Regions from separate parts of the Homo sapiens genome. Here regions 2, 3, 4, 5, 6 and 7 are each linked to region 1. Evidence: chromatin loops called from intact Hi-C (ENCODE). Cell type or tissue: endothelial cell of umbilical vein. All regions are shown on one strand. Links, peaks and the distances in the headings refer to the core of each region. The heading gives the core; the rest is flanking DNA.

Region 1 (4,398 bases), core at 107-4,106:
AAATCACCATGTCCATAAACAAGAACACCCTGAGTGTTATATCAGTATCAAGTTTGACTTTATTTTTATTAGAACCATGGCAATTGGCAAAGAAATTATTTTTTGTATAGTGCTGTCATATACATATTGCAAAGCAGGATTGTAAAACAACATATATTTATATATAAGTCAAGGATTCTGTTAAGCCTTCAGGAAGCTTAGGTATCAAGTAGTAGTTTGAAAAGCAAAAAATAAAAAAGGTATGAATGGTAGGAGGCTTTCTTTAAGATAAGGAGCCCTGAATCATTGCTGATTCTGTTGTCTCTGCAGTTGCTAATGTTCACGCTTCAAGGATTGTCAGCTACACCGCTGTAGAATCACCAAACAATGCCTCCAAATCCCTCAAGAAGTCAGCCATACAGCCTTCTAACTTTAGGAGCATCTCATGTTGACTTTGTCAAATATCTCAGGATCCATCACGAACCACAGATGAACTAGGGCCCCGAGCTTCAACATCAGAGAGGGAGATGTTTCCCTGCATTTGGTTCTCAAACACACACCTCTACAGACGTGGCTGAATCCCCTCTTCCATCCCTCTAGGGAAGAGATGGCCTGATACGGAGTCTGGCTAGAGTACTGAAAATTTATCATAATGTTTATACTTCATCGTCTTCTATTCTTGTGCCTTCTAGCCTTAAAATGTAACCATGATATATACAGAAGTTATCCCTCAATTTCTTGTATCTTATTTGGAGGGAAATTTTGGATGTTTGAGGGTAAGAGGCACATGAGGGACTGGATTTGAATCTCTGCATGTCAGATATTAAAGTTCATGGAATTAGGCACACATTGCTATAGTCAGTGTAACCCTCAAATCTGATCTTACTAAACCTACACAATATTTAAAAGATGCTCCAGATTTCTGAAACACTATAAAAATAATGCTCTGAATTTTAGACATTTGATAATTTGTAAGTGAAGGTATTCGAGTTTGATTATGATATGTCCATGCATTGAAGTTTATTTATGAGGAGAGTTATTCAATAGACATTTCTTGGGGCCAAATATATGTATATGAAACCAAAAAATTTAAAACAATTAAGCTAGAAATAATAGTGCCTCACATTTATTGTCTACTTTTCCTGTGCCAGGAACTGTGATAAGGGCATTTAAGGGATTTTTCATTAAGAAAATCTAGGATCACACGTCTTATAAATTTTAGAGTCAGCCTATTAGAACAACTGGACCGAATCTAAGGGTTTAACCCCCACAATACAACTGTCACACTATACAAAATATAGTGTAAATGGGCACCGATGGAACAGCTGCAGAATGATCTGAGGAGAAAAGACTTCTTGAAAGGCACATTTGGAACTAAATTTTGACATATGATCCTATGGCTCCATGCTATAGATTATATTAACAACCTAAAAGTACATAGATTTACAAATTTGAAAATCAGTTAAAATTTTGGAAGGAATAGATACCACATGTACTGACTTAAATTTACAGCACAAGTAATTTACCTCCAGTTCCTATTCCTTCATCTCTCCAGTCCACCAAAACACCACTGAGAAAATATTCATGAATTGTCATTTCAACTCAAAAACCTTCCCATCATCACTTTCCCAAGCTTTGGTTTACGAATCCATATAAGTTGCCTCTTCTTCAGTCTGTTAACAGAAAACCTTCATGATCTTAGTCTTTATGATGTCTGGTTTATCAGAGTCTCTTACAGACATTGGTTGAATAAATTCTAATGGTTGTTTCATTTTTGTCTTCAATTGTCTTGTTTTCACAGCCATGTCATTTTCATTAATCAAACTTTCTCATTCCAAGCTCCCTGCATCCCTTCCCTTGCAAACACGAAAAATATATAAAATTGAGCTTTTAATGAGATTGGTAGGAAGCATTATTAACAACTATTCCTCCCAAGACTTGCGGTGGATACAATTCTAAGACAGGAGATGGGACCGTTTTGAAAGATAAAGAGTTCAGTTTAGACAGAAGGGCTTTCTGATTTATATTTGTGTTAAGTGGTGTGTATTGAATAGTAGTTCTATCAATGGCTGCCAGAGAGAATCTGGCACCTTTTATTTTATTTTAAATTAAAAGGAGTGTCTGTAGAAGTAAGTGGTCAGGAATCAGCCAACTGCTTCTTTAGACTGGACAAACACACTTCTTTTTGGAATCCATTCATGCCTTTCCCAAAGGGACATTGTCACACAATGTTTACACAAGTGCTTCCTATTTGTAACTTTGCCAGAATTGTGTTCTGTGTGATTCTGATTACACACCCTAGACTTATTGAGTTGCCAACATTCAGACATCATTAGTGACCTCATTAATGTCATTTTGATAAAACGTTTACATCATTGCTTCTCTTATATCTTGTTTTTGACGCATATTGGAATGTCTGTTCTACATTTCCCCACATCCTTCATTTACCACATATTTGTTTGATGCGGTGTTTTTCAAGTTGTTAGTGTTCTGTACTTTTAATCCTTTTGGCTAGAACCCAAATGTTTGGTGTGCCAGGTCATGAGCATTGCACCTTGACAAGAAAAATTCTGTTAAAGGCCCCATAATGAGAGAAGTATTGTCTCTCCAGAGGTCTCATGTAGTTCACCTCTCTCCCTCAGTGTTATGTCGGGAAGAGTCACTTTTCTTCTCTGTACTTCTATTCTATGAGATAAACACAGCCAGTTAGACTTGGGTATCCACAGTGGAGGTTTTTTTCTTCTACCAATTCTAGCTAATTTCATTTCCACAATGGTCTCTTCTGTGGGATGTGAGCTGCCTACTCTCTGGAATTGGTTACTTTCTTAATGGAAATAGCTTCTGCCTCAGATACCTTATGGTCTCCTAGGTCCTGATATTGACTTTCCTGTCTGTTCAGATTCCTGAATGACAGCCTTAACCTTAGAATATTATTTGATTTAAAAAAATGAGAATTTAAGGTTATTATTCAACCTTAAAAAGGAGATTTAAAGTTGAATATTATTCAACCTTGAAAAATGAGATCCTGCCATTTGCCACAATATGAATGCACCATTTTACTATTTATATGTTTTCCATAATATAACATTATTAACCTCAAATATGCACAACAGAATTTATTAAAAATAGAAACCAAAAATAAAAAATAAAAAATAGAAATTGGTGAGCAAAAAGGAAATGGGAAAGCAATACATGCTTCCAAAGAAGTCACAATTTCTTTGAGGGTGATTAGGCAGTTTTTGGAAACCTTGTCAAACAATCATTGTAACAACTCTTATAGAAAGTTAGAGTTTACAAAGAATTTTGACATCTATTATATATTTTATCCTCTCAAAAAACTCTGAGGTAGGGTATTATTATTATTCATGCTTTACAATAGAGGAGATTGAGGTTTAGATAGAATTTACTATTTGCCCAGGATTATCCAATTGGTAACAGAGGTAGGAGTTGATCCCAGTGAGTCAGGCTCAGAATCCAGTGTCCTTTTTGAAATACCTCTGTTTGTGAATGGTCTTTCTGATTTGGAATTTCACTGTTTACTTCTTACTTGGCTACAGAGACACAGGATTGAGAAGAGGATAATGTGATATTATCCCCAGGAGCAACAGCGACTTGGTATACATGCCAGTCTAACCTATATGGGGAGTTGTGGGTTTCTTTTCTTATATCTTGAAGGTAGGTGAAGTTTGTGGAAATTGTTGAGTTCAAGGGAGGCAAGTTTTGTCTTGGGATATTAGAGTCTAATTGCTTCCCAAGCAATTCTTGCTTGGGATTATTTAATATGGGTTACATGGCTTAAGTTTACCCATCAATAGGAATTGGGTTCAATTGTGGGAGCAGAAGGCACACTCCTATTTTATTCCTATCTTTTTTTTGTCTGATTTTATGAAATTTTGTTGCATCCTTTTCTGGATACAGTAGCCACATTCGTAATATACACTGAATGTACAGAAGTGTTCCTCTGTGTTCGGGAGCTTTCTAGTCTTTCTAGTCTTTCCTCCAGTCCATTAAATTCAAGGTAAACAAACTACCTCCATGTAGAAGCTAAACTGCTTCTGTAACAAGCTTTCCACAAACTTCCCACAGGATAAAAAGAATAGTCTAGCAATATTCCCCTTGTATTGCTCATAATTCTGGGCAGATAGTAAACCAATTAAATAACACAGCTGGACAAACATTCCAACTATAATTTATAAAGTTCAGATCGTGAACACATTTTCATTGTCTTCTTTCTCCATATGGAATCTCATTGTTTCTTTTAATTATTTTTTTTAAAAAATGTGTTTATGTAAGATGGCGTGTTCTTTAGCTAGTGAAAATAAATTTATGCTGCATTTGAAATGAAATGAATTTTTTGAGGGGAACCATTTTGGGGAGAAAATTTGTTTAGAATAAACAATATTCTTTGAAGATAGAAAT
Region 2 (4,398 bases), core at 196-4,195, 470 kb after region 1:
GGCCTTAACTTGTCTATTTTACAGCATAGTGGGGAGAAGATATAGGAACTACTACAATACAATGTAATAATTCCATAATGAAGGTATGTATGAGCTGCAGAGGAAATGCAGAACATAGTAAGTACTTGAGGTCAGACTTAAAAAAAATGAGTAATTTTCTGTGGGGAGAGGAAATCAGACAGAATAAATACATTTTATATTCAAAATTTCAGACAAGTTAGGGAACCTGGCATGTTTAAAGAAAAACAAATGGCTTAGAACGACCTGAGGAAGATAGATGGGTGAAACCATTGAAGCTAAGTGAGGGCCAGATTTGGAGAGGACTTCATGACAAAATTTTTAAGAGCTATGATCTGATCAGAATTGCATGAGCAGAGTAAAAAAAAAAAAAGGAACTAACATTAGTTAAGCATGTGTGCTAGCTCTGTAATGACTATTTTTACTCTTTTCCTCTTTTTTAAGAGATGTGGATCTCTCTCTGTTGCCCAGGCTGGAGTTCAGTGGTGCAATCATAGCTCTCTCCAGCCTCGACCTCCTGGGCTCAAGCAATCCTATCATCTCAGCCTCCCCAGTAGCAAGGGGTACAGGCACATGCCACCATACTTGGCTAACTTAATTTTTTTTTTTTTAAGAGACAGGGTTTCACTATGTTGCCCAGGCTGTTGTCAAATTCCTGGCCTCAAGTGATCTCACACCTTGACCTCCCAAAGTGTTGAGATTACAAGCATGAGCCACCACACCCGGCATGTGATGACTCCTTTGGATATAATATCTCAGTATGATCCAGTGGGAAGAGCACAACTTTGAGTCTAGACAAACTTGGGTTCAAATCTTAGATCTTCTTCATTAATTTTAAGAGTTGGGCCAATTATTTAAGTTCTTTGAACTCCTACCCTCTTCATAATGTTTAATTCATAACCTGCAGGCTTGTTATAAAGAACAGATGCTAGGTGTAAAATGAATAACATAGGAAGTATAGCTATATTGTTACTACTAATAAACTTTGTTAGAGCCAAAATTCAAAGCCATGCTTCATTCCAAAGAATACACTTAACACGGACCTAGTCAATAGGAGGCTGCAGCCCTTTGGCCAGAGTGCTTTGTTTAGCAGTGAACACACAATTCATTCTGAGTACACCAAAGTTAACCCCGAGAATTATACGGGAGTTGTGATCTAACAGCTGTGTTTTTCTGATATATTTACAGCAATGAGGAAGTAAGTGTAAAAATCACTTTTTACCACCATGAAGCATGAACCAGCCAAGAAGTAAAGCCAAAATAGAAGGAGGCAGAGTGAGGAAAAGGAGAGCAAGTCCTAGTTCAGCTGCACCTAAGTCAGTACAAGCAATGAGCTTTTTTTAGGTAAATGAGCTAAATACTAGTAATAACTACAATAATAACAACAGCTTTTCTTTAACTCAACTTGCATTGAGTCTTCAGTCACTTGTATCCAATAGTACACTGACTAATTAAATTGGAATGAGCAACCTAGAAGCTCACTTTGGAATAGCAATAATGTAGACCTGGAAGAGTTTTCATCAATAAGGGAAAGAAACTAAATATGAGGAAGTGAAGACAGTCCATGTAGACTGCTTGTTCTAGAAGCTGATCTATTTTTAAAAAATTACAAAGGAGAAGATTCAGTAGCTAGAGTGGAGGCAGAATCGAGGAAGTATTTATTCCTAAGATGGGAGAGACTTGAGCATGTTTATGCACAAAGGGAAAGATGCCAGTGGAAAGGAAAAGGTTGACAGTACTGAGAAGAGAGTGGATAATTAATGGCAGAAATCCAGACGGACACAGAATGTGATGACTATTTCTGTTGCCATGAAATCTCTAGTAAGGTCTAGGGTCTGCTCAGACGGTAAATTTGACTGAAAGTGTTCAATATTTTTATTTTTTATTTATATATCTATTTTGGCTTTTCAGCATGTCTATTATTTTTATGTCTCCTCTAGTCTTGTCTACTGTCCTAAAATCAAGTGAAGTCTGATAATACCCCACTGTCCCCACCAAAAGCAAACAAACACAAAAATAAACAGAACTCAACTAAACCTCCCTATTCAAACTAGTGGAGATCTTCATGGCCAAAGAATACCCCAGATTACTAAAGGCATCTCAGAACAGTCATTTTGCAGGCTTTCAGTTTCTGCTTTCCTTTTTTGCCTGCAATTTTGCACAATCAAATGCACAAAAACAATGGGAAAGGGGATTACGTCAAATGTACGAAAGAAATGGCAGGAATCCAGTGGGAAAGACATGCCCTCCACATTTGGCAGGAGGCGTGCTGGGAGGCAGTGGCTTTGCAGAGTGATGAGTCACACTTGAACAGAGGCTCTGGAAGGAATTAGTTCAAGAGAAGGCTGGAGAGCTCCCTGAAATGTATGAGTGCCTCAGGCCATTAGCAATGTGTGTGTGATCACAATGAGACAAAGGAAACCCTGAGATCCGCAGACTTTCTTTCAGGAACCAGCAGAGTGTCCCTAGCTGCTCTTTCCTCCCTGGTGGGTGTAAAACCACAGCCCTTCTGTTTTAGTGGGAAAACGTTTCAAGAGGACCACTTTTTAGAAAACTTTGTCTGGGCCAAAGAATGCAATATGAGTGTAAAATACGTAAATAGATAAAGCAAGCCATGACTCTGAAGGAGAGATTTGATCTGCTCAAAGGTCAATTGGGCCACAAAATTAATGAGCTTGAGAAAGACAGGACAAGAGATGGGAGAGAAGAAATCTGTGTGTTGAACTCTGCATCAATTAACAAAAGCAAGTAAGTATCTGACTGGCAGCAAATTAGCTAGCATATGGACGAACTCTAAAATAACCAGGCATAGAACAAAACCAAATTTAAATATCAGACTTATCTATTGAACGGTATTGCAAATATCAAATGCCTTGTACTATAAATATAAAGCTCCCAATTCTTATGCTAGTAAACTGCTGAATATTTAATACCTTGAGAAGGGGTGGGCCACGTTTTTGAAATAATGTTAAAAGTATATAAATATAAATATCTATCTACATAAATAACATCTATGCTGATCCTGTTTATGTACAGTTTCACAGCATTCATGTAACTTTGCGAGCAGTAGTAAAATTCTAATTCTACAAGAATGAATTACATTTTAAGCTTGTGATATAGAATAACATGACTCTTTGTTACACTGTATGTTCAGATTTTGCCAGAAAATAAAAGAGAAGTGAGGTTTTTATAGGCTGAATTATCAAAATGTCACCTAAAACCCCACAAATTGGTTTTTAAGTGAAGTGCTATGAAATAAATAAAATTCTCTAGTAGACAATGCCGTTGAGTTTGTCAGTTAGTTTATAAAGTATCACGTGATAGAGCATTGTGTTTCTAAAGCATTAAATAATAGATCAAATGCTATGGCTATTGAAGGATGGATCAGTGCTGGATCACCTAAAATAGATTAAAAAAAACTGCTAGTGTAGAGGCAGTTGTGCAATAATGTCAGAACGCAAGTTCAGAGTGTGCCAAAACATCTGCTAATTTCTAGCTGTTATAATATAAAACTTACTTTTTTCATTTCAAAAGACCAAAAAGTACTTGAGATGAGAGGAGGGAAATGTCTTCACTTTGGGGACTTACGGCGAAGACACAAAGTCCTTACAACACAATTGTGATAAGATGACTTGAACATTTCATTATTCTACTTTCATTTACTTAGGAGAATAACCTTGACACTAAATTAATGTAGAATAAAATGGAAGTTTCTACAAAGTGTAAACATCTCTACCATGTGACTAGAATGATGTCAGCAAAACTAGTGATCTGAGGCCAACAGTGAGCTGTGGAAGGATGTCCTCTAACAATAATTGAAGGGAGTGGGCTGGTTTGGCTTTGACTTTTAAAAATTACTAGAGATGCGTGTTCTATGTCTCTCCTGCCATTTGAAAGGCACGTGTGTACATGAGAGCTGATTGTGTCCATTCTCCCTTTGCATGATAATTCTTGGCCCTTTGCCTGGTTTACTTTAGAGTTTGTATTACCTCATTATTTATATTTTTCTCCAAAGTCCTGCTCTGAAGAGCTTTTCCTGAATGTGATTTTTCTGTCTCCATCTTCAGAGTTGGCCATGCAGAAATCTAATAATGTCAAACCATTGCCCTCAAGGATGTGATAATAATGACTTCTGCTTGGAGATGGCAACCAGTTAATGCAGTATACTCAGGAGGGCTTTTGAAAGACTGCAATACAATTTCCCCATTTTACAGATAAAGAAACTGAGGTATATTTGAAAATGGAAGAAATAACAATTTTAATGGTCAGATGCCAAAATATTAAGGTAAATAAGAGCTGACATCTGCTATGCATCATATCCTGTGCGAGATGCTAGGCTTTTTAAATGTGTTAATTCTAATTATTCCATTAATTTTGTAA
Region 3 (4,398 bases), core at 181-4,180, 57 kb after region 1:
CCGAGATCGCGCCACTGCACTCCAACCTGGGCAACAAGAGCGAAGCTCCGTCTCACCAAAAAAAAAAAAAAAAAAAAAAAGACCATCTAGTGTTAGTCTCTTTCCACTTATGAACGTTACATTTTGTTTGCTGATTTTCTAGATGGAAAGCTTTGAGGACCATGATACTTTGGCCACAATGCCCGTATGTTTTAATCATTGGTTATAAATGCCTGTGGCAGCAGCCTCGTCATCCTTACTCAAAGGAGCATTGTTCATTTTACTTCCTGTGGTCTCGGGCTAGAGTTACTGAGTGGAAGTAGTCCCCTGTTTTTAGAAGAGGAAAGCTTATATAAATATTTCACTTACCAGGTACTTTATGAACCTTAAAATGGTGTCATATGTGGCGGTCATCCATAAGCAGTGTTTATTTCAGTCATTTAATAATTTGCTGAACAAATACTTTGTTTCTAAATCACAATATTGTGGGAGATTTAAAGTGACTTTTTCCCCGAACCCCTTAGTAGAGAATTCTGTATTCCATTTCTTCTTCAGATAAAAAAACAAGGATGTAGAGCATAGACTGGCACTCTCCTGTAAACTTTGCACTTGATAGCCTTGACTTCCAAGGTTGCATTTTGAGTCTTTGAGTCAGTTTCCCCTTAATGTTTTGTATATATTCTTTCATTATTAGAATACTAAGGTGATGACTTGGGTGTGGGTTAACCATGCTTAATTGCAGTTTTGATTTATCCGTGATTTGGGATACAGTCATTACCTTTCTCCACCTCATTAATCCACTCATCAAAAGTTGACTGCACACATTTTTTCATTGGAAATTTAACTGCTTCCAAACCACAGAGGTGGCTCCTCTGTATGACTTCAAATACTAGTTTCAAGTATCAAAGAGTGTCCGGGCCAGCCAAGATGTCCTTGAACAATAGAGGTCAGTTCACTGCGGCGGCTCAGTCTTGTGGTTCTCTTTCTTGACTGGAACTTATAAAGTTGGAGCCAGAACCAAGACATTATGCTTACTTCAGATAAATCCTAAGTATAAATTAGTCAGAAATTAAGTAAATCCCATTTGGCAAGGTCATAAAAAATATCCCAGGGTCTTGAATATATTTAAATGCCATAAATGGTGAAATTTGCAGCTCATTAAATATGAGGAAATGATTTAAATAATAAAACCCTAAACTTCAAACTCACTGTTATTTTCTTTTCCCACCTTCAATTTCCTGCCAGGAAATAGTGCCATAGACCAACAATCTTGTGGTTCAACTCTCTGCTGCCAAAGGCGTATGTTCAAGTTATCTTAAACTAATTCCTACAAATGAATGTCTAACTGATTCTTAAAAACCTCTGAGGGAGATTCCATAAACTCCTTTAGTAAACTTTAGCAATGTTTGAATGACCTTGCAGTCAAAGGCAGTTCTTAATATTTAAACTAAACCTCTTTGCTGGTGTCAGAATATCACCCGTGAGTTTGTTTTTATAAATATCAGAGATGGAAAAGATTTATCTTGAGACTACATGAGAAGTACTTGAAATAACACTTTTGCATTTACTAAATTATTTCCTGAAATAGTTTTTTTAAAAAAATTCTTTCAATGTTGTAGGAATAGCTCTTATATTTATTCATTTAGGATTCTTATTAAATAAATTAAATTTATGATATGTAGTCCTTATGTAGTGGTAACATTTTTGGTGGTGTGTGGGTTTAGAAGGATCTGAGGGCCCTCTCTATCCAGACATTTTATGATTTTTTTTGTTTAGTTATGATTGAATGATGAACGTTTTTCAGAAAAGCCGGTTTTACCCTAGGTATTCTAGTTCTGTTTCTTGGACTATAAATAGTATGAGTAAGATTTGGACAAGTCTGTGAACTTTCCACTGACTTAATTAGAGCATTGTTTTCCACTGGTTGTTCCTGAGAGTCAGGGTCAGATCTGATAGGGGATTAGCTCAGTTCCAAATACTGCGTATACTGACTCAACACGAGAATGAAAGCCAGAATATGAGAAATGACAGAGATGTGCAGGCTTGAAATAATGTTTTCAAGTTCATATTATGGATACCCATCTGCTCTGTAGGTTCCCTGGATAAAATTATTCATTCTTGAGATTTTATATACCATTTGCATATTACGGATTCTCAGTTTTTTTGTTCTTGTCTAAACTCCTCTTCTGATAAGTTTCTACTGAGTGCTAGATTATATGTACAACTTTAGACCTTGTGGTGTCTTGGATTTTCATGGACACCCCATACTCAACATGTACAAAATTGAGTCTTCCACTCAAACCTGCCCTCTCCTATCTTAGTGAGTGGTACCACCATTCTTCTGGTTAGTTGCTCAAGCAGGAAACTGTCTTGATTTCATGTACCTGTGTCAATTAGGACTAGGTTTTACTGTATAGAAAGTTCCAGTTAATAGTAACTAAAATAAGATAAAAGTTTACTTTAGCTGTGCACAAAAATCTGGATTGGCACTTGAGGACTGTATGGTGCCCTATAACATGGACTTTACATATATATATATATATATATATATATATATGTATCTTATTGCCTTTTATGGATAGTGGCATCCAAATTCCAGGCAGCAGTTTAAAGCAACAGAGAAAGAAGAGCAAAGAGCATATATCTCTATCTCATCAAAAAGATTTCAAGAAGCTGCTACATAAACACTTCTGCTTACCATCCAGGTGACCTGCATTTAGTCATATGGCTATACCTAGCTGCAAAGGGAAAGTGGGAGCTGTAGTTTCCATTCTGGGAAGCCATGTGCCCCAAATTGGAGGCTTGATCACCATTGAAATAGGGGAGAATGGATATTGCAGGATAAGTTGTGCATTCCCAAATATCCATGAACACACTACTCACTTCTGTTCACACAAGAACAACATCAGCCCCTTCTTAAGGAAAGCAACTGCCAAATGCCATAAAATTACTCATCTACTCAAAGTCCTTGACCTTTGGGTATGCTGGTCGCTCTCCATCGGGGCCAGATGTAGCATTTTGTGGTTTGGTGGCCTACAAACTAAAAGATGTTCTATCGGCCCCGTAAGTGCTAAAAATATAATGGTACAGGAGGAGTAGAATAACTTCTGGGAAACAAGAAATGCATAGGAGTCACTATCCATAGCAATTATCAAAATCTGCAGGACAGGAATTCTGAAAATTATGGACTTTCTTCTCGGGCATTAGAAAAGGTCCTGGATTTAGTTTATTTGGTAGCTCCTGGCTTTGCTTTCTGATAATTCCCTAGTCCCGTGTTCGCTGTGATGCCTGACTATATCCTTTGGGATTTAGTCATTTTTACTCTCCTCTCCTCCACAGCTGTATCAAAGTACATACCCCCTGAGGATAGTCCATGTCCTACTGGTATAGACTAGGTGGCCCAGGGATTGCTTTTTGGGCCGAGGGGAGTAGTTGAAGAATGCACAGGGGTGAATTTCCCTAGAAAAAAAATGTAAAAGTGAGAGAAGGAGCCAATGATGCTACGCCTGAGAACATCAACATTTAAGAGTTAGATGGAGAATATGGACCTGACAAGGAAGAGAGAAAATTGTCAGGAAGAGGAGAAGCATGAATTTGTGATGTCCTAAAAATCACAAGAAAAGAAAATTTCAAGAAAGAGAATATAGTCCAAAATATATATATTCAGGTTTGTCAAAAATATAGAAATTGAAGTGTCTATAATGTTTGGTAAATAGAAGTTGTGTGAGACCTTGCAAAGCAAGAACAGTTTCAGTGGAGAGTTGGTGGGCACAAACGCTGACTGTGGTGGGTGCAAGCGTGTAATGAGGAAACAGGGTAGCAAGTTTGAATCTGATTATAAAGATAATGAGAGGTAAGGGGAAAATCAGAAAGTTGAGATTCACTCAAATTCTCATTTTTTTTTAATTAGAAAGAGAAGATAGGATTTCACCTTGCAAGACAATAGGGATGATGTCATCTGTATTTACTCTGTTCCCTTTCTTAGCTTTAGATCACTTGATGTGCTCAATTTATGGTAGGTGGCAGAGACTGGGAATTTAGGATATTTTTCCCCCTTTTAGTTGGAAGAGTTGAGGAGGAGAGAACTGGCCATAGCTCATTGGACATTTATAGACTGAGAACAGGCTGGAGGAAAAAGAGAAAGCTTTGATACCCAGGAATATTTATTGAAGAGAATTACTTTGTAAAAAGATCACTGAAACATGACTGTTTATTATGTGCAAGGCACTGCATGCAGTAACACAATGAACATTCTCTGAAAGAAGAAACCATCTTTGTAATTCAAACTCTACTGCAGTCAAGTTTAATGAAGTGACTCTTATTTAAGTCCCTATTACATGATCCATGTAGGAAATTTCTGTTAGGATTTGGTACTAGCATTAACTGTGTCTTCTTTGAGAAGCATCACCTGTCTTTTCC
Region 4 (4,398 bases), core at 110-4,109, 240 kb before region 1:
TCTCTTAGTAAAGAAACTTGCTGTCAATAATTTTTATTGAGGTACAATTTATATATAATAAACTGTACCCATTGAAAGTATACATTTCTGTGAGTTTTGAAAGTTGTACTCACTGAGGCAAGCACCACCACAGTTAAGATAGAATAGTTCCAGCACTCTGAAGTTTTCTGGTGTAGCTTTGTAGTACATTCCTACCTCCACCTCCTGCCCTAGAAAACCTACTGTTGTTCTTTTCCCTCATGCAGGCTTTAACATGTTCACTTTGGTTTCTGTGTTGAGAACAAATTGTAGAAAGTCAGGGGTGAGAGTAAAGGGGAATTTGTCTTTTCAGTATTTCAAGTGAGAATGATAGTGGCTTAGACTGGAATGTTTGCAGTGGAGATAAGGGTTGGATTCTGGTTATCTTTTGGAGTTACTATGGACAAGAATTATGGATGGATGAGATACTGGGTTTTAGAATAAGAGGTAACAGCAACTCCAAGGCTTTTTGGCCTGGGCAGCTCCGTGGCAGAGCCGTGGAGGCTCTCAGGCAAGCAGATTGGGGAGAGGGGAGTATCAAGAGATCTAATTTGGACATATTTAGAGGCCTATAGGGCATTCAGTGGCTCTGTCACTTAGGCTGATGGCTATAAATTGAGAGCTCAGAGGAGAGAGGTGTGGCTACAGATAGAAAATATGGGAATTTTTAGTGTATTTGTGGTATTTATAGGTATCAGACTGGATGAGATTACCTAGGAAATAAGTGTAAATAAAGAGAAAGTTAGCATAAGGATTGAAGTGTTTGGGGCTTACCAAACATTTAATGATTTAAAGGGCAATAGATTTAGTGAAATGGTGGTCTAGTAATGAGCTAGTGTCTCTACAGATAAGGGAGAAGTGATGTAAAAGGGAAGCACTAACTTGCATATGCTTTCATTAGAGCAGCTCCTTTTGATGAAATCCTTAGCTTCACCATGGGAGGAATAGCGATGGCTCCAAAAGAAGGAAAATGAAGGAACCAAAAATAGTGGTAATAATATTAGAAGTCTAGAAAGAAAATAAAAAATTTGCGCAGACTCAAAATAGTCCATGAAAATGAAAAGCTTTTGAGCTATGGAAAACATCTGAGAGGGCTTAAGAACATTGACACTTACATATATTGTAAGCTTAAAAACCTAGGAATGAGTGATGTCCACCCTTAAGTCACAGTGAGGAGGCAGAGGTACCTTAACTGAGGAAAAGTCACAAAGGTGGAATGTAATCTGAAGAATGATTTTTTTTCCTGGGGAAGGAAAGTGGAAGGAAGAGACATCCATAATGAGATAAGGTCTTCGCTGGACACAATAGAAAGGAAAGGAGCTAGGTGAGCAAATTGGAGCTCCAAAGTTCTATAACTGGGAAGGTTTTGATGGAGGCAGTACATGTTAAACAGAATCAATTCTGTTAGTAGTAAAAAACATTCAGTACTAACTGCAAATTTAAGTTACTTTGTTATCAAATTAACTTTTATAGAAAATAATACAAATAATGAAACAATTGGTTAAAAGAAGGCTATGAGGTACTATACTGTTTGGTTTGCCTAATGTGCCTTATTTCATTAATTGAAATATTTTCTTTCGAGCCTTCTCCAGAAGAGGTCAGCAAAATCCTAGTTACCAATCAGTTGGCTTGCTGTGCTTGGTTGGCTTGCATTGTTTTTGTGTATTATTTCATTGTAGAGGTATTTTGTTTTAGCAGCTCCAGACCTGTGTTTGGGCTTTTAAATTTTGTTGCCAAGTCTAGAATCAGAGTATTTATTTGACTACAGACTTTTTTTGTTGTTTTTAAAAAAACCATATTTTAAAAAATAAAAACTAGAAACGGGGATTCACCATGTTGTCCAGGCTGGCCTCGAATTCCTGGGCTCAAGCAGTCCTCCTGCCTCAGCCTCCCAAAGTGCTGGGATTATAGGTGTGAGCCACTGCGTCTGGCCTCACCATAGGTTTTTATATAGTGGAGACAGTGTTTTGTTTTTGCTTAAAGCTCTGCTTTTACTCAGTCCTAATATGTTTTCAGGATTACAAGATTATTTTGTTTGGGTGGTTGGAACTTGATTAAAAAAATTGAGATTAAGACTATTAAAACACTAAAGTTCTAATTTTGTTTATATGGAAATTTTAAGAGTTTGACGTTATTGTTTTGCCTGATTTTATTTTATTTAAGCATTATCTTAATTTTCAGAATCTGGTAATGAAAGGAAAATATATTGCTTTTCTTATACTTTTTTGGGTCTTTCTGTTAGATCGATGTTAACTTGCATAGATTCCTTAAGCTTAAACCTAGACTGATTGGCCTACCTTTCATTTAAAATAAAACCAACTACAGCAAAAAACTCCAGGAGATAAACAAATGCCTTAAGTTGTAAATTAGAGACTTTTCCTTCTCATTAGTATTTTTTCTTTACTGTTTATTCATTTAAAAATATTTCAAAGGCTTTCTTCTTCCTCTTCCGGAACGTTGTCTGCAGGCACTCAGAATGGTCCAGCATTTGACATACTGTCGTAGGCTTTTCTACAATACAGCCTCTAACAAAACAAGTCTGTCCCAGACCCTTGGTAATAGAGTTGTTTACCTTTTTACTAAGAACGTTGGGAAAGCACCAAAATCTGCATGTGGCATGTGCCCAGGCAGACATGGAGGGGTTCGTGCTGTGAGACCTAAAGTTCTTAATGAGATTGTCCAAAGCAAAGAACATGTCAGCAGGGCCTGTGGTGGTTCCATGTGTGCTAAATGTGTTTGTGACAGGATCAAACATGCTTTCCTTATTAAGGAGTAGAAAATTGGGGTGTAAGTGTTGAAGGCACAAGCACAGAGTCAGCTAAATTGAAAAATGCAACTTTTTTAAGTAATAAAAATGAAAAGACTTGAAAAAATTTCATCTACTATGAATGCTTTTGGTTGGCTAAGCTAAGCCACATACTTAGTAAAACAAATGGCATTTTCATTCTCTTAATAATAACATGGCTTTGGCTTGATTAGTTAAAGCTTCTTTAATTCACATATATTTGTGAAAATATATGATTAAAAGTGAAGTTGAGGCTGGGTGCTGTGGCTCACACCTGTAATCTCAGCACTTGGGAGGCTGAGGTAGGCAGATCAGCTGAGCTCAGGAGTTTGATACCAGCCTGGGCAAAATGGTAAAACCCCGTCTCTAGAAAAAATAAAAAAGACATACCTAGGCGTAGTGGCTGCGCCTGTGGTTCTGGCTGCTCAGGAGGCCAAGGCGGGAAGAATACTCAAGGCTAGGAGACAGAGGTTGCAGTGAGCTGAGATTATGTCACTGCACTGCCTGGGTGACAGAGTGAGACTTTGGCTTGAAAAATAAAAGTGAAATTGAGACAGGGTTGTTGAAAAACCTTTTACTTCGATAATATTAGTAACATGGCTACTTTCTTTTTTTTTTTTTTTTTTTTTTTTTTGAGATGGAGTCTCACTCACTTTGTTGCTTGGACTGGAGTGCAGTGGCATGATCTCGGCTCACTGTAGCTTCCGCTGCCCAGGTTTAAGCAATTCTCCTGCCTCAGCCTCCTGAGTAGCTGGGATTACTGACGTGCACCATCACACCTGGCTAATTTTTATATTTTTAGTAGAGATAGGGTTTCACCATGTTGGCCAGGCTGGTCACAAACTTCTAACCTCAAGTGTTCTGCCCACCTATCACTTGTTTTTATTAGTGTGTGTGTAAACCCAATGTTAAATGACTGCATAGTATTCCAGTATATTGCATTGCATTCTCCATTTATTGGAAATGTTTGGGTTAGTACCTAAGGTAGAGACTGAATTGTCTACCATATTCTACATTCCACACTCGGTGAGGGAAGGTAGGCACATAAAGCAATGGCAGTACGGTGTAATACATGCTAATGTAGAGTAAGCACTCAGCATTTTGAAGACATGGACTAGAGACTTTTCACCCATTATTGGAGTTGTGGGGGAGGGGCAACGCAGAAAAGGTGATAATGCATGTGTCCTATGTATAATTGTGTATGCGCATGGGCAGACACGGCATATGCCAGGCAGGAAAGTGTTGGGATGGTGGGAGTAAAAATTTGATGTGAATTTTATTTGACTTAACTGAGACCTATAGTTGCCTAGGTTAATTGCCTGAGTTAAAATGAGTAATCAAAAAATGAAGCGTACGTAACTTAAACATTTTTGCTGAATATGTAAATGAATGTTTAGTAATTTGTTTTATATAGAGCCAAAGTCATACTTTGGAGTCTAGATATGTTAATTGGGGTTTCTGGTCACATTTCTTGAATAAAACACATTTAAATGTGTACATAATCTAATGGTTTGCAGCTTTTATTTATTAAAGCGGAGCCAGAACTTGTAGACAATTGAAAAGCTATTAGAGATACCCTAATGAGACATGTTACA
Region 5 (4,398 bases), core at 158-4,157, 220 kb after region 1:
CAACTGTTCTTACCAGAGGTCAGCTCTAGAGCATTTATACATTATCATGAATGAAGGTATAAAGGATTTGTTATTGATGAAATGTGTGGTGTTTAAGATATACTGATTCACTAGAAATACGATGCAGCTGCCTCAGCCTTGCTCACACAGGACCTAAGAATCGAGTGGTCTGAGCCACCTCTGCCCTGATTTAAGAGTGTCATCCACCTCATGTCCCAATGGAATATTAGCTGACTCCTTCCACTAGGGCATCTGTTTCTAATTAAACTTGTAAGGCTGGGACTTCGCATATACAGAACATTTCATACGATTGTTTTCATGGTTGCTTGCTAATAAATGTTGGTATGTGTTACCAAATTCAGTGTAAGGCCTCCTTTTATAATGGCATATCTCCCAGAGATGAGATTATAGTGGAACGACACCCCCTGCCCTCCCTTACCTTTAACCATTGGAAGTTAATGATAACTACCTTAGGGCCTTTTGCAATATGTATAGTCTTTTGTAGGGAGAGGTTTCCAGGTGAACTTCCAACTACAATAGAATTCTTCAGAAGCAATGGTGGGGACACTATGAAACTGGAACTGCTCATGTAACAATATTAAAATCTGCTTCGGTTGAGTTTTTATAATCTGTCATTTGGGCTGTATAGTTATGTTACCCAATACTCTGATAATGGCTGTGAAAAAAATCTTCTGAGTCTGACAGAATCCTTGCCCTTCTATTTTGTCCCCATGATAAGTTTATTGGGATATCACTTATATACAGAGAAATGCACAGATATTAAATGTACAGATCAGCCGGCATTGAACAATTGAATACATCTGTGTAACTCTAATCAAGATACAGAACATTATCATCAGCCCAGAAAGTGTACTTGTGCCCCTTCTTATTTAATAACACCCTCCCACACACACACCAAGCATTGCTAATTGATTAGTTTTACTTAATCCATTATTTTATTTAAATGGAATCATATAGCACGCACTCTTGTGTCTGATTGCTTTTCCTCAGCATAATGCTTTTGAGATTTATGTGTTGCCTGTTTGAGTAGCCTGTGCTTTCTTATTGCTGAGAAGTACACCATAGAATAAATGCCACAGTTTGTTTATCCATTCTCCTGCTGATGGTCAATGAGCTATATCCAGTTTTTAGCTATTATGACTAAAACTGCTATAAACATTTTATACAAGGGACATGTTTTCCTTTCCCTTCAATAAATATCTAGGAGTGGAATTGTTGTCATGGGTAGATGTGTGATTGCCATTTTATATGTCCACAACCAATGTATCAGAGTCCTAGTTGCTCCACATCCTAATCAATATTTGTATTCCATCTTTTTCATTTTGATCATTCTAATGGTGTGTAGTGTTTTATTGTTTGTCATTGCATTTTTAATTTTCATTTCACTGATGACTATGTTGAACACATTTTATATGCTTATTCAATATTTTTTTATATCATCCTTTATGAAATATCTATTACCTATTTTTAATTGGGTTGTTTACCATTTTGTTTTTGAGTTGCAGGGATTATTTGTTTTGAATTCCAATCTTCTGTCATTTATGTGTTGCGAATATTTTTTCCCAGTCCATCTTCTTAATAGAAGTTTTGGTAAAAATAAGTTTTTAATTTTGATAAATAAGATTTATCACTTTTTTTCTCTTATAGATAGTGCTTTCTCTGTCTTATCTGAGAAATATTTGCCTATCTCATGGTTGAAAAATATACCTCTATGTTTTCCTCTACAAGTTTTATAATTTTAACTTTTATATTTGGGTCTGAAAATCATCTCGAAATAATTTTTGCAGATGGCAACTTTTCTTTTCCCATTGAATGTACTTTGGTGTTCTGGCTAAAAGTCATCTGATAGTATATGTGTGATCCATCCCTTCTATTTTGAGAAACAAATTTAATAACCATGAAATAATAGAAGAATGTGCAATTGCATGATGAATTATGTGCTATATATGCTTACCAACGAAAGTGTTTTTGTTAACATAGCAGAAGACAAGCATCCTGTCATACTTCCCTTATTTCTCATTAAAATATTCAGGAAACATCATGAATCATCATAAAATAGCAACAAAAGTAAAAAGCAAAAGTAAAATACCAAAATCTAAGGAATTTTTCTAGTAACTGAGTTAGTTAAAATGGGTTGCCTTGTTGTGAATCTTTTTTCATTCATTATACTCAGCACTCAGTAAACATTTTCATTCTGGAGATTCATGTTCTTTAGTTATAAAACATTTTATTGTATTAGTCTTTTTTATGATTATCTCCCCACCAGCATCTGATCTGTTCTCTTTCTGGAGTTCCTATTAGTTGCATGAAATATCTCCTAGGTGAATCCCCATTATTCATATTTTTTTCTCTTACCCATCTCATTGGCTTTTTGTCTTACTTTCTGGGACATTATTATTATGGAATATGGGCTATTTCCAGGATATTGTTTTCTAAGACTTCTTTTGAATTTTGTACTGCAGAAATTATACTTTAAAATTCCAAGAGCTCTTTTTTTTGGATTTTTTTCTTTATTATACTTTTTCCTTATTTAATTGATCTGTTAACATCTTTTAATTCTATGACAATGTTATGATTATTCTTACCTGCCTTGTCTGTTGTCTGCACATTCTCTGTTTCTTCCTAGCTACTTTTTCCCATTTGTTCATTTTCCTAACTACATTTTATGCTGGATTCTTTCCTTAAATGCCAAATAATCATTGGCTGCCCATTCATTTGAGTGAGGAGATAAAGACGTGGTTGGAAGATCATTGGATAGGGGTAGGCTTATACACTGATAGCCTTTACTCTAGGAAAGTCATATGACAAGCTAGTTAGCTTTGTCATTAGGGGACCTACATGTTAGTAGATGTGAGTCTTTCTCTATTTTCTCTAGATAAAAGGTTCTGTAATATTCTGTCTGGAGACATCAGCTTAGCTGCTGCCATTCTGGAGCCAGGTGGGCAGGGGTTTGGGAGAGTGGCTCTGTGGTTCAGTATATTAATCCTCTGTTTTTGGTATGGCTGCACACTGGCCCGTCTTCGTACCTGGAACTTGGGTTTACTCTTGGAAGGTTGCCCACAGAATAAATCTTTGGTCTCTTGCTTTCCTCCTAGAAATTCTCCATTTTTGGAACAGATCTAACTGCTTCTGTGTGAGTCTGTTCTCACATTGCTATAAGGAAATACCCAAGACTGGGTCACTTATAAAGGAAAGAGGTTTAAATGACTCACAGTTTAGCATGGCTGGGGAGGCCTCAGAAAACTTGCAATCATGGTGGAAGGCAAAGGGGAAGCAAGGCACCTTCTTCACAAGGCCGCAGGAAGGAGAATGCCAAGCAAAGTGGGAAGAGTGCCTCGTAAAATCATCAGATCTCATGAGAACTCACTCGCTCTCATGAGAACAGCCTGGGGGAAACCAACCCCATCATTCAATAACCTCCACCTGGTCTCTCCCTTGACACAGGGGATTATAGAGATTACAATTCAAGATGAGATTTGGGTGGGGACACAAAGTCTAACCATGTCAGCGTCTTTTAATAATAATTTTTCAAAAATCACTTTATACCATTTGCTTATTCTTGCTTTCTATAGTATCTGATTTTTGAGTCATTTTGCATTGTCCTTTGTATTGTTATTCTGAGGCTCCACAGGGAAAATCAACTGGTTTTCATTGGTTTACACCATTGTAGGCGCTTAGGTTTGACTCTTTTCCATTTTGCTAAGCCACTGACCATTCTTTCATCTGTTTTCATATTTATAGAAATAGTTTGCATTATACATGTTTCCTTGCATCAAAGATAAAATTGAGTTTTCTCTTTCTTGTTCTAATTATTTTGGGGTGATTCTTTGAGAGGAGAAAAAAGTGAAAATCTTTTAACTATTTATCTTGAAATCACTCATCTAATTGACTTAAAAAAAAGAAACTCCTTTAGACTAATATAACTATAAAAGAAGAAAAACATGTCTATTTCTTTCTCTTAGTAGCAAAACTACTACGATACTTGCATCAAACCTTACTTGAAGAAAAAAATCTAACCTGAAAATGAAGGCGAGTATAAATAGGACTATTTGTTTCTGACAAGTGCTTGAATGAGTGATACATATGCTGAGTATAGACATGCAAGGGTTCTAACACACAATAGAATACACTCTTACTCCTACCTCTTTCTTAGCTTAGATATTTTGTATCCCTGTTGCATTTGTATGCTGAATCTCACATGGGTAAGTATTCATATAATCTTTATAGAAATAAATAAAAATGTTACCTTCTTAGGATATTAGGTGGCAAAAAAGATTAATTCCATATTTATTGTTCATGTGTATACTGATACAGTCACTAGAGACGATACTTGGTGACTCACAAGATTAATTTTATTTTTATAAAATGGATCCTCTA
Region 6 (4,398 bases), core at 144-4,143, 170 kb before region 1:
GGAGCTCTCTATCTTGGAGATGCGCAGAGCTGCTGCTAATGGGAATGTTCAGCCAGGGGGTGAGACGGCTGCGCTGCTGGCCTGAGCCGGCCCTGCTTGGTGAAGAGTGGGGGCCGAGGGCTCACAGGAAAGGAGACTGGGCCCCTCTCTCTGCGGTGACTGTGGCGTGCTGGAGGCGCCAGTAAAATTTCCAGGCTCTGTTCCTTCTCCAGTCCAAGGGCAGCAAGGGCAGAACCGATGCAGTGGCTGCGACAGAGGGGCTGTCGGTTGCCTTTGGGACCGCCCCCCCTCTCCAGGGAAACTCAGAGCCCCCAGCAAAATGGGTGTGCTCAGCCGGGGGTGGGGCGGCTGCTCTGTGGTCCAGAGCTGGGGGCCCTGCCTGGTGAAGAGTGGGGGTGGGGGCTCTCAGGGAAGAGAGACTGGGCTTCTCTCTGCATGGTGGCTGCCATGCGCTCGCTCGAGGTTCCAGAGTAGCGAGCAGGCCCTTTGTTCCTTCCCTAGTTCAGGCTGGTCGTGCGGGGGCCCAGGTTGGGAGGCCCTGCCCAGTGAGGAGGAGCAAGGGCTGTCACCCCATGGAAAACAGTCTGGCAGCTTTTCCACGAAGCGCTGCTGTGCTGGAGGCCTGTCTTAGTTCCTAATCACAGCTTCCCTCAGGAACCTGGGGGGCAACAGGAGAGAGGATGGCAGAGCAGCAAAAATGGTGGCCTGCCTGCATCCTCTAGGAGCCGTGGCCCAGGGAAGTGGAGAGTTGCCCCCCACCTAAGAGTTAGGCGGGGCTGGCTGCGCTAGGGTCCCAGGCCAGTGGGTCTTGTCCAGTGAGGTGCAGTGGTGCGAGGCTCAAACTCCTGGGCTCACACAATTCTCCTGCCTCGGCCTAAGTGCTGGGATTACAGGCATTAGCCACTGCGCACTCTACCTTTTTTTTTTTTTTTCTTATTTTTTCTTCCAAACAGGATTTTGAGAGCCAAAAGAAAGGAACTGAAAGAATCTAGGCACATTATACTATAGCTATATAATTAGCAAGAAACTTGAGGAAGAATGAGATTGCCTCATCTGTGGCCTTGGGGAGAGGAGAGGAGGACATCTGGGTTATGGGATTAGAGTTTACAGGAGATTAGAGTTATGGGGTGATAAGCCCTCTGCTGGAGGGTGGAGAGAAATGAGGTGGGTATCAGGAACCTGGTGAGTTTCACTGGTGGCTGTCCTGAGGCAGCAAATGGGAGCCAAGCTGAAGCTTATAGAGAATTCACCCATCAAAGGTGGACCATGTGCCATGTGTGGATTGTGCAGTGGGCCACCTGCCCACACACCAACACTGACAAGCTCTATCAAAATTGTCCAGTCTGTACATTTCAAGAGTTCAGTGTACTTCTCTTCCTGTTTTTCCCCTCTTCTCTTCAAATGCAAGGAAAGGGTAATCTTAAGATTCAGAAGAGTGATTTGTTTTTCCCCGCGTAGTGAGCAGTTTTCTCGCCCCCAACTAATAAACCATCTATTCTTTTCCCATTAAGCAATATATATCACATAAAAATTTCATTTAGAAATGAGCCTGTCTCTGGCAGATTCACCATTTTAATAAGAGGCCCTAAACTTTTCCATGCTTTCCATGAAAGCTAAAGGTCATTAGCACAGAAGGAAAAGAAAGAGCTGTGAAACATATCCATACTCTGTCAATGACCTGAGGTGGGGTAGGCAACTGCAACTGCAAGACTCATCAATTGAACATATGTAGGTTTTTAGTATCTAGTAGATTACACAAAACACATACAGGACTTTGTAAATTTGAAGGGAGAAGGTTGGAGAATATGGCAAAGGAGGATCATATCCGTACTAGTCAGCTAGGAAAAACAAGCTGGGAAAAAATGAGAACAGAGTAGATGAATTGCATAGGAATTTCTGAAATATTCTAAGAATGCCATGGATTAAATAGGATTTTATGAACTTGCCTGGGAAGCTAATGATCGTTTCTATGAGAAAATGTATTTCACTTTTCAACTCAGGATATCTGGAACATATCTCTCTTTGTCACAGTTCCAGAAGAATTCCCAGGAATTTAGCTTTCCCTTTACTCTAATCTCAGAAGGAGCTATACCCTCTTTGAAGCTCCATAGAGAGAAATAGGAACAAACTTACCCAAAACACACGGTGGGTATGAGTGCTGATTTTTATCCCCATGGAGAAAGGGAATTTTACAGCAATGAGCATAGGGTCTCTGGTGAAAGGTCATATCCATACATATCTTTATAGAAAAAAAAAAAGAAGGCTTGGAAATAGTGAGAACAAAGCCCAGAGCCCAGGGCTTGGTGGGAAAGCAGGCCCTGGCTCCCCTTCCTGCATGTGAGTTTTGACTTCTTCCTGTGCTGGTCAGGGCTGCAAATGGCTGATAATATCACTGAAGCCTGGACTATCTTCAAAGCCCGACTGGCACAAAATGACATATTAATGTAGTATCTCATTTCCTTTGCATTCTGGGGACAAGTGGGATTGGCTCGATGCCCAGGGATATCCTGTGAACTCATGGAATAGGACTGGGCTAAGCCTGGCTAGCACCTGACAGATCCTGTCTATGGAACTAGGGACATTTTTTCTCACTGCTTGAATTGGTTGGAACATAAAACTAAGATGGCATTTGATCTGTCTTGCAAAGATTTGGTTCAGAAAAATCTTACAAATATGCTGATAGTAACTAAAATTTTCTCTGTATCTGTTGCTTAGATGCAATAATTATGTGTTGAAAATTGTATATATATCATATTTATATACTTTAGCACCTAGAAATGGAAGTATTTAGTGTTATGGAAAAACAGATGGATAGATGAATAAGCTCTCTCTCTCCTCTATTTTTCTTTCCCCATTTTATACTTTTTAAAAGTTAATTTAATAGGTAGATTAAAGACATCTTTAAATGACTGTAAAAATAAAGTTCATGTTTAGACAAATTTCCCAGTTGGAATTCTCTGTTTAAAACACTCTGTTTTCATGACCTGCACTGTTTATTTTACATTCAGAGATGTGAGCACATGGGAACCATTTGCAGAAAATGTCTCTGTTTACTTCTAAAACTGATATAATAGAGAAGCAGTGGGTAGAGGTTCAACCAGCTGACTTTCTAAAGCTAGCTGTATAATCTTTCTTTTTATTACTACTGACATGCATTTATGAAAAGAAAATGGAAGTTACGGAGTGTAATGAAGAGATAAATTCAGGCTATCTCTGAAAGTCTATGTAACACCCAGAATTTACAGAAATAAGGAAGTTCATAGTGATCCTTTGTGGTTGAAGTCTGGTAAGAAATGCTCAATGCCATTTTACCTCTTTGGACTGACAAATAATAATTGATTATAAAATAAAATGGACAGTCCCAGTTTGGACTGTCAGCACATCTACTACCAACAGTAGATTGCAAGAGCCTTCCAACTCATCTCTCTACACTCAATTTCTCCCCCCACACTCAATCCATCCTACAGCCTGCTGCCAGAGTGATCTTTAACACTGACCATAGCTTTCCCTGTCTTAAAATGTTGTAATGTTTTTTCCCTGTTGGTTTTGGGAGAGGTGAAAACTTGAGGTCTGTTGGTTAAAACAAGCTGAAGCTAGTTTACTTAAAAAATGTATATATGTGTGCGTAGTTTACTTAAAAAATTGTGTGTGTGTGTGTGTGTGTGTGTGTGTGTGTGTAATACACACAGACACACTTTTTCCTCCATAAACTGTGAGCCTGGAAAAACATGTAATAGTTGCCAACTGGGAAATTTGACAGGAAATCTAGATAGCCTGCTCTTATTAAAAACAAACAAACAAACAAAAAACCCAGAAGCTCTGGTAATGCCAGCCTTACATTTTTGCATAAGAATAATTACATTGTTCTCTTTGGAAGGACATGATTTCCCCTGTTTTTCACAGGATTCTATACTTTCTATTCTTCTTCTCATTCATATGATCTCATTTTGCTAATTTCCATGATCTATTTGGTATTTACAGGTATTTAAGTGTTTAACTCTTGGACTGTGGGCTCAAGTCCAGGTCCTTAGATTTGTGTATAAGAACCATCTGGTTTACATTAACTTTTTAAGGCTCATTTCTCACATCTTCTCCTCTTTAATTTTATTCTCCAAAAATAAGGTTGTCCTAATACACTATGTGATTTTTACTATTTCTAGGTCTTTCTATCTATCTGAAAAGGCTTCTCTATTTCCTAAATTATTTCTTCCCTCTTGAATGTGTTTCCTGATTTCCTTAGCGTTAGACATTCTTTCTTGGTATATATTTCTTGATACTAAAAATACTGTACTTTCATTATTGATTGTATTACTCTATATTTTACTTATTTGTATAAAATAAGGAGACACTTTCTTTTATATGAGCAGCAGGTGTAAAATTTCTTGTGGGGAAATCCAA
Region 7 (4,398 bases), core at 280-4,279, 220 kb after region 1:
AGATCTGCTTGACTGCATTGCGGAGACTAATTGGAGTCTGGAAAGGGAAGATAGAGGGAAACAAGAGACTATTTTTCACTACTTATGTGAAAGATGTAGGTAGCCTAGCCTAGAGTGAAACCATTGCAAATGCATTTAGGAGATAAAATCAGCCAGTGAACAGGGTTGGTGTTGGTGGGAAGTGGGAGCTGATAGCAAAACAGATGACAAGGATGTCTCTTAGTGTTATGGCTTGTGGGCCCAGATAGATGGTGGTACCATCACTGAGATAAAGCATATAGGGGAAGGAATTCGTATGAGGAGATAAGTTCTATGTTGGACATACTGTGTTTGAGGGTTTTTCTGTATTTTTTTTACTAGGTAGCAAACTTCTTGAGGACAAGGCTTATGAATTGTCACCATTTTATGCTCAGAGATGAGCTTATAGTAGGTGCTTATAATACAAGAGTTTCCCTGTCAATGTCATATATGTATATATTAATTTACATATATGGTCATATATATATTTATATGCTATATATATAAGTAAATATATATATAAATATATTTTTTCTTTTTGCAAAAACACATAGCTCTAGTGCTGAATTATGGTTATTCTACCTTGAAATTTAAACATTTCTTAAATTATGTAAAATATTTTAGTTTCATTATAAAATATTGGTACATGAAAGGAATTATCCCTTTAATGTATTTCTTGTTTTCCACTTGTTTCAAGTGGTAAAAATAAGAAAATTAATTACAAAAACTTCTATAATTTTTTGTATTATACTTTAAGTTTTAGGGTACATGTGCACAACATGCAAGTTTGTTACATATGTATACATGTGCCGTGTTGGTGTGCTGCACCCATTAACTCGTCATTTACATTAGATATATCTCCTAATGCTATCCCTCCCCGCTGCCCCCACCCCACAACAGGCCCAGTTGTGTGATGTTCCCCTTCCTATGTCCATGTGTTCTCATTGTTCAATTCCCACCTATGAGTGAGAACATGCAGTGTTTGGTTTTCTGTCCTTGCAATAGCTTGCTGAGAATGATGGTTTCCAGCTTCGTCCATGTGCCTACAAAGGACATGAACTCATCATTTTTTATGGCTGCATAGTATTCCATGGTGTACATGTGCCACATTTTCTTAATCCAGTCTATCATTGTTGGACATTTGGGTTGGTATACTTTTATAATTAAGATTAATCCAAAATTATGATTAATAAAGTTTAATTAGTGAAGAGAAGAGAACCTCTAAAAGTTGGGGACACTAATTAGGTATGTAATCTAGAGCTTTTTTTTTTTTTAACTGGTTTGAATCTCTTTATAGAATAAATTTGATAAATGGGAAGCATAAAAAGTGTGAATGAAACAACAAAATATTGTTCCTCTAAAGTAAGGCAGTAGAAGTTTCTCACTGTTATTGATTGCCTCTCTGTCAGGAATGTTGATCTTTTATGGATCTAGAGCCCACAGCTTCTAGTGACGCAGTTTGAAGATACTCAAATAAAGCCATGCTAACCCCAGAAAATAAATTGCACAGAGGTATCTCCTGGTTGGCAAACAGCATGGACATTCTAATGTTTGTTGCCAACAATTAGTCACCTGACTCCTTTTATGGGTGGCTATCTGGTGACTGATGTAATGGCAAGCGTGTATTGTTCTTATTGACCATGTGTTAAGGAGCCACGGGACACAGACACTATACAGAACAGATTGTAAGAAATAACCAAGATGGATGAAGTGCTGGGTAAGAAAACAGCGACAAGTGTAAAACTGTCACATGATTAAATCTGGAAAAATACTCTATACAATGAGGGTATTTATTGCAGGAGCCACCGTTGAACAATGCCATCTTCATTCATCACATCTTTCATCCACTCTCCTGCAAAATGTTTTCTCATACTATGGAGCAGGTCCATCTGATGCAATTAAGTTTTCTTCATTAGTGCCACAGATTTTCTGAATGCCCTGTAGAAGCACACAGATTGCCCTTTCTCTTCTTCTCTCTTTAGTATTTTAGTCCTATGCAACCCTGCTGTTTACAAAAGAGAGAGATAGCTTTGACAAAGACAACCAGGATGATGAATGGAATTTAATTTATGCAACATTCACGTAGGGTGAGTCCTCTGGGTAAATCACCATGGTAGCACTTCCTCCTCCCTCTCCGTGATATGTTCTGCTTGGCTGACTCAACTCCCTCTGAGAAGCTTGGCACTTAAGGTTATGTAAGCAGTGCAGAAATGTTCAAATATTCATCACAAGTATGGCTACATGAAAGAGAAGAAAAAACAAAAATAGAAGGAGGAGTCTGAGGTAAATAGCTGTTTAAATCAGCAAGGATAAACTGAAGAACAGAAAGGGATTTGGATACCTAATTTAGAATTAAGGAATTATTCCCTGAGGTGATAAATAAAATAGATTTGAGCCAGGTTTAGAGGGCTAAAATATTATTGACTGACCTTTAGTCCAAGCTGATTTCAATCCCTTTCCCATGCTACTCAATAAAGCCAAAGAAAATTATTTTATTTCATCATGGGAAGATAATAGTTTCTTCCATTTATAAAAAGTTAGCTAATTATTGTTATGGCTTATATTTTTCTTTTCTTTTTCTTTCTTTCTTTCTTTGTTTTTTTTTTTTTGTTTTTTTTTTTTAGGCAGAGTCTCTCTCTGTCGCTAGACTGGAGGGCAGTGGTACAATCTTGGCTCACCGCAACTTCCACCTCTGGGGTTCAAGCGATTCTCCTGCCTCAGCCTCCTGAGTACCTGGGATTACAGGTGTGCACCATCATGCCCAGCTAATTTTTGTATTTTTAACAGAGACGGGGTTTCACCATGTTGGCCAGGATGGTCTCGATCTCCTGACCTCGTGATCTGCCCGCTTCGGCCTCCCAAAGTGCTGGGATTACAGGCGTGAGCCACCATGCCCAGCCTATATTTTTCTTTCTTATCAACATATCCACTCATTCATATTGTAAATTGTTATCTATCCAGAAAGGATTTCCCGGAGATTAGAATCAGCAGACAGCAGCATATGCCCAACTGTGAGTACTGAAAAAATATTGAATGATTTGGGCCTGACTGCAGAGATGATTTAAGAATTTAGTTTGCTCATTTTCTAGTAAGGAAAGTATTCTAACCATGAGACTAAGCCCTTCATAAACCAACAAATAAATTAATTAATTAACAAGGGACTTTACTCTGAAATGGAAAGTTTCAGTCTGTGTCACACTGTGTATTAATTTATCTTATAATTAGTGTCACCAATGAATGATTAATTTATGAAAAATTATAAATGCCTAAGTGTGCTAAGTTTCCTTCTTTAATTGGTTGAGAAATATAGGTGAATATTATCACACTGCTAAAACCACTTGGGTATATAAACACTGATATTTTTGTTAATAGAGAGAAGGAATAGAGCTTAGTAAATTTGTTTGGGAAACACCTTTAGGTCTCAATTTAGCTTTTAATTTTTGGATTAGATTTACACTGTTGACTTGGAGCCATTTTGCATACTTGTATAAACTATCTAGGTACCAAGACAAGAGAGTGTATAAATATAATATAGATGTTTTCTTATGAGCTAAAATGGAAATTATTCTCTCACTCTAAAAAACAATTTGCCTATTATCAATTCTGGGAAGATAGACTTTGGCTATCTCTTTATCATTCTTTTAAATTTCTCATAGACATCCCTTATAAAAATGACAATTTAGGAAAGATTAAACAAATTCATTTGGAAACAAATGAAAACAATGTTCAATTATATTAGATGCTTTTGCCTTTATATACTGATAAAGAACCATGAGCAAAAAAAGCAAGAAAATATAGGCCATTTTGCTAATATAAAAATAGAATTTGATATATGTACCAAGGGTTGAAAGTGAGAAGGATGTCTCCATTGCCACTGCCCTAGTTCAGACCACCCTCTCTGTTGTTTAGACTGTGATACTTGATTCCTAACTGTTCTCCGTGTTTTCACTTCTGTCTTTCTCCCATCCATTCTCTGTAAAAGCTAGTGATTTTTTACACCCCATGGTCTCTCCTACTTAGGGCTGCATGCACATATTATACATCAGTTCCTTTGCCTGGACTATCAATCCTGAAGTCAGCTCTCTTTGAAGTCTCCTTCTCCAATAAGTCTTCCATGACCATAATTCCTGACGCAAATTCCTGCCTCCTCATCTCCATTGTCCATCTGCTGTTCATGGTACACCCAGTATGCTTTTATAGCTGTTATTACAATTTTGTAACAATTCTATTTATACGTGTTTGTTTTTTCCTTTTCACTAAACTAAGATCTTTGAGAGCCTCATGCAGCCTTGAGAGTAGGCACTCCGAAAAAAGAGAAGGAAAAGGAAAGGAAGAAGAAAGTAGTGGCAGAAATAAGGCAGAGAGGAGGAGCTCATACAA

Evidence for each region. A loop is a pair of places that touch in the nucleus more often than their neighbours do. Peaks named below come from ENCODE experiments on the same cell type or tissue, not always from the same donor. Only the 100,000 strongest peaks of a DNase experiment are listed, where the experiment ranks them.
Region 2: it touches region 1 in a loop (7-fold over the local background); 28 of 110 quality-filtered maps call a loop at or near these places.
Region 3: it touches region 1 in a loop (4-fold over the local background); 3 of 110 quality-filtered maps call a loop at or near these places.
Region 4: a loop joins it to region 1, with 6 times the contacts of the local background. A loop is called at or near these places in 4 of 110 quality-filtered maps.
Region 5: it touches region 1 in a loop (6-fold over the local background); 3 of 110 quality-filtered maps call a loop at or near these places.
Region 6: a loop joins it to region 1, with 21 times the contacts of the local background. A loop is called at or near these places in 5 of 110 quality-filtered maps.
Region 7: it touches region 1 in a loop (8-fold over the local background); 4 of 110 quality-filtered maps call a loop at or near these places.

What each region holds. Positions count from the first base shown.
Region 1 is chr12:19,742,580-19,746,977 of GRCh38, forward strand. No RefSeq gene overlaps it. Among named protein-coding and RNA genes, the nearest start is that of LINC02398, 270 kb to the right of the region's middle. In endothelial cell of umbilical vein, for the core only: no CTCF peak of the experiment used is centred there; a DNase peak (open chromatin) is centred at 2,322; H3K27ac peaks cover 3,159 bases.
Region 2 is chr12:20,210,571-20,214,968 of GRCh38, forward strand. It overlaps LOC105369686 (a long non-coding RNA gene), which reads left to right. Exons shown (of 3, transcript XR_931417.2): 2 at 25-83; 3 at 1,207-1,863. LOC105369687 (a long non-coding RNA gene) reads left to right here and starts at 1,871. Exons shown (of 2, transcript XR_001749039.1): 1 at 1,871-2,766; 2 at 4,086-4,398. RefSeq lists enhancers at 1,589-2,330, 2,331-3,071. In endothelial cell of umbilical vein, for the core only: no CTCF peak of the experiment used is centred there; DNase peaks (open chromatin) are centred at 1,751 and 2,251; H3K27ac peaks cover 1,391 bases.
Region 3 is chr12:19,799,183-19,803,580 of GRCh38, forward strand. No RefSeq gene overlaps it. Among named protein-coding and RNA genes, the nearest start is that of LINC02398, 210 kb to the right of the region's middle. In endothelial cell of umbilical vein, for the core only: no CTCF peak of the experiment used is centred there; DNase peaks (open chromatin) are centred at 1,139 and 1,919; H3K27ac peaks cover 2,227 bases.
Region 4 is chr12:19,506,410-19,510,807 of GRCh38, forward strand. All of the region lies in intron 5 of AEBP2 (AE binding protein 2), which reads left to right. It also overlaps the pseudogene RPL34P25. Among named protein-coding and RNA genes, the nearest start is that of AEBP2, 69 kb to the left of the region's middle. In endothelial cell of umbilical vein, for the core only: no CTCF peak of the experiment used is centred there; DNase peaks (open chromatin) are centred at 1,262 and 1,622.
Region 5 is chr12:19,957,540-19,961,937 of GRCh38, forward strand. No RefSeq gene overlaps it. Among named protein-coding and RNA genes, the nearest start is that of LINC02398, 55 kb to the right of the region's middle. In endothelial cell of umbilical vein, for the core only: no CTCF peak of the experiment used is centred there; DNase peaks (open chromatin) are centred at 1,972 and 3,152; H3K27ac peaks cover 3,220 bases.
Region 6 is chr12:19,573,590-19,577,987 of GRCh38, forward strand. The region is part of intron 3 of LOC101928387 (a long non-coding RNA gene); the gene reads left to right. Among named protein-coding and RNA genes, the nearest start is that of AEBP2, 140 kb to the left of the region's middle. In endothelial cell of umbilical vein, for the core only: no CTCF peak of the experiment used is centred there; DNase peaks (open chromatin) are centred at 1,312, 2,442, 3,142 and 3,742; H3K27ac peaks cover 3,916 bases.
Region 7 is chr12:19,965,580-19,969,977 of GRCh38, forward strand. No RefSeq gene overlaps it. Among named protein-coding and RNA genes, the nearest start is that of LINC02398, 47 kb to the right of the region's middle. In endothelial cell of umbilical vein, for the core only: no CTCF peak of the experiment used is centred there; DNase peaks (open chromatin) are centred at 2,152 and 3,032; H3K27ac peaks cover 2,722 bases.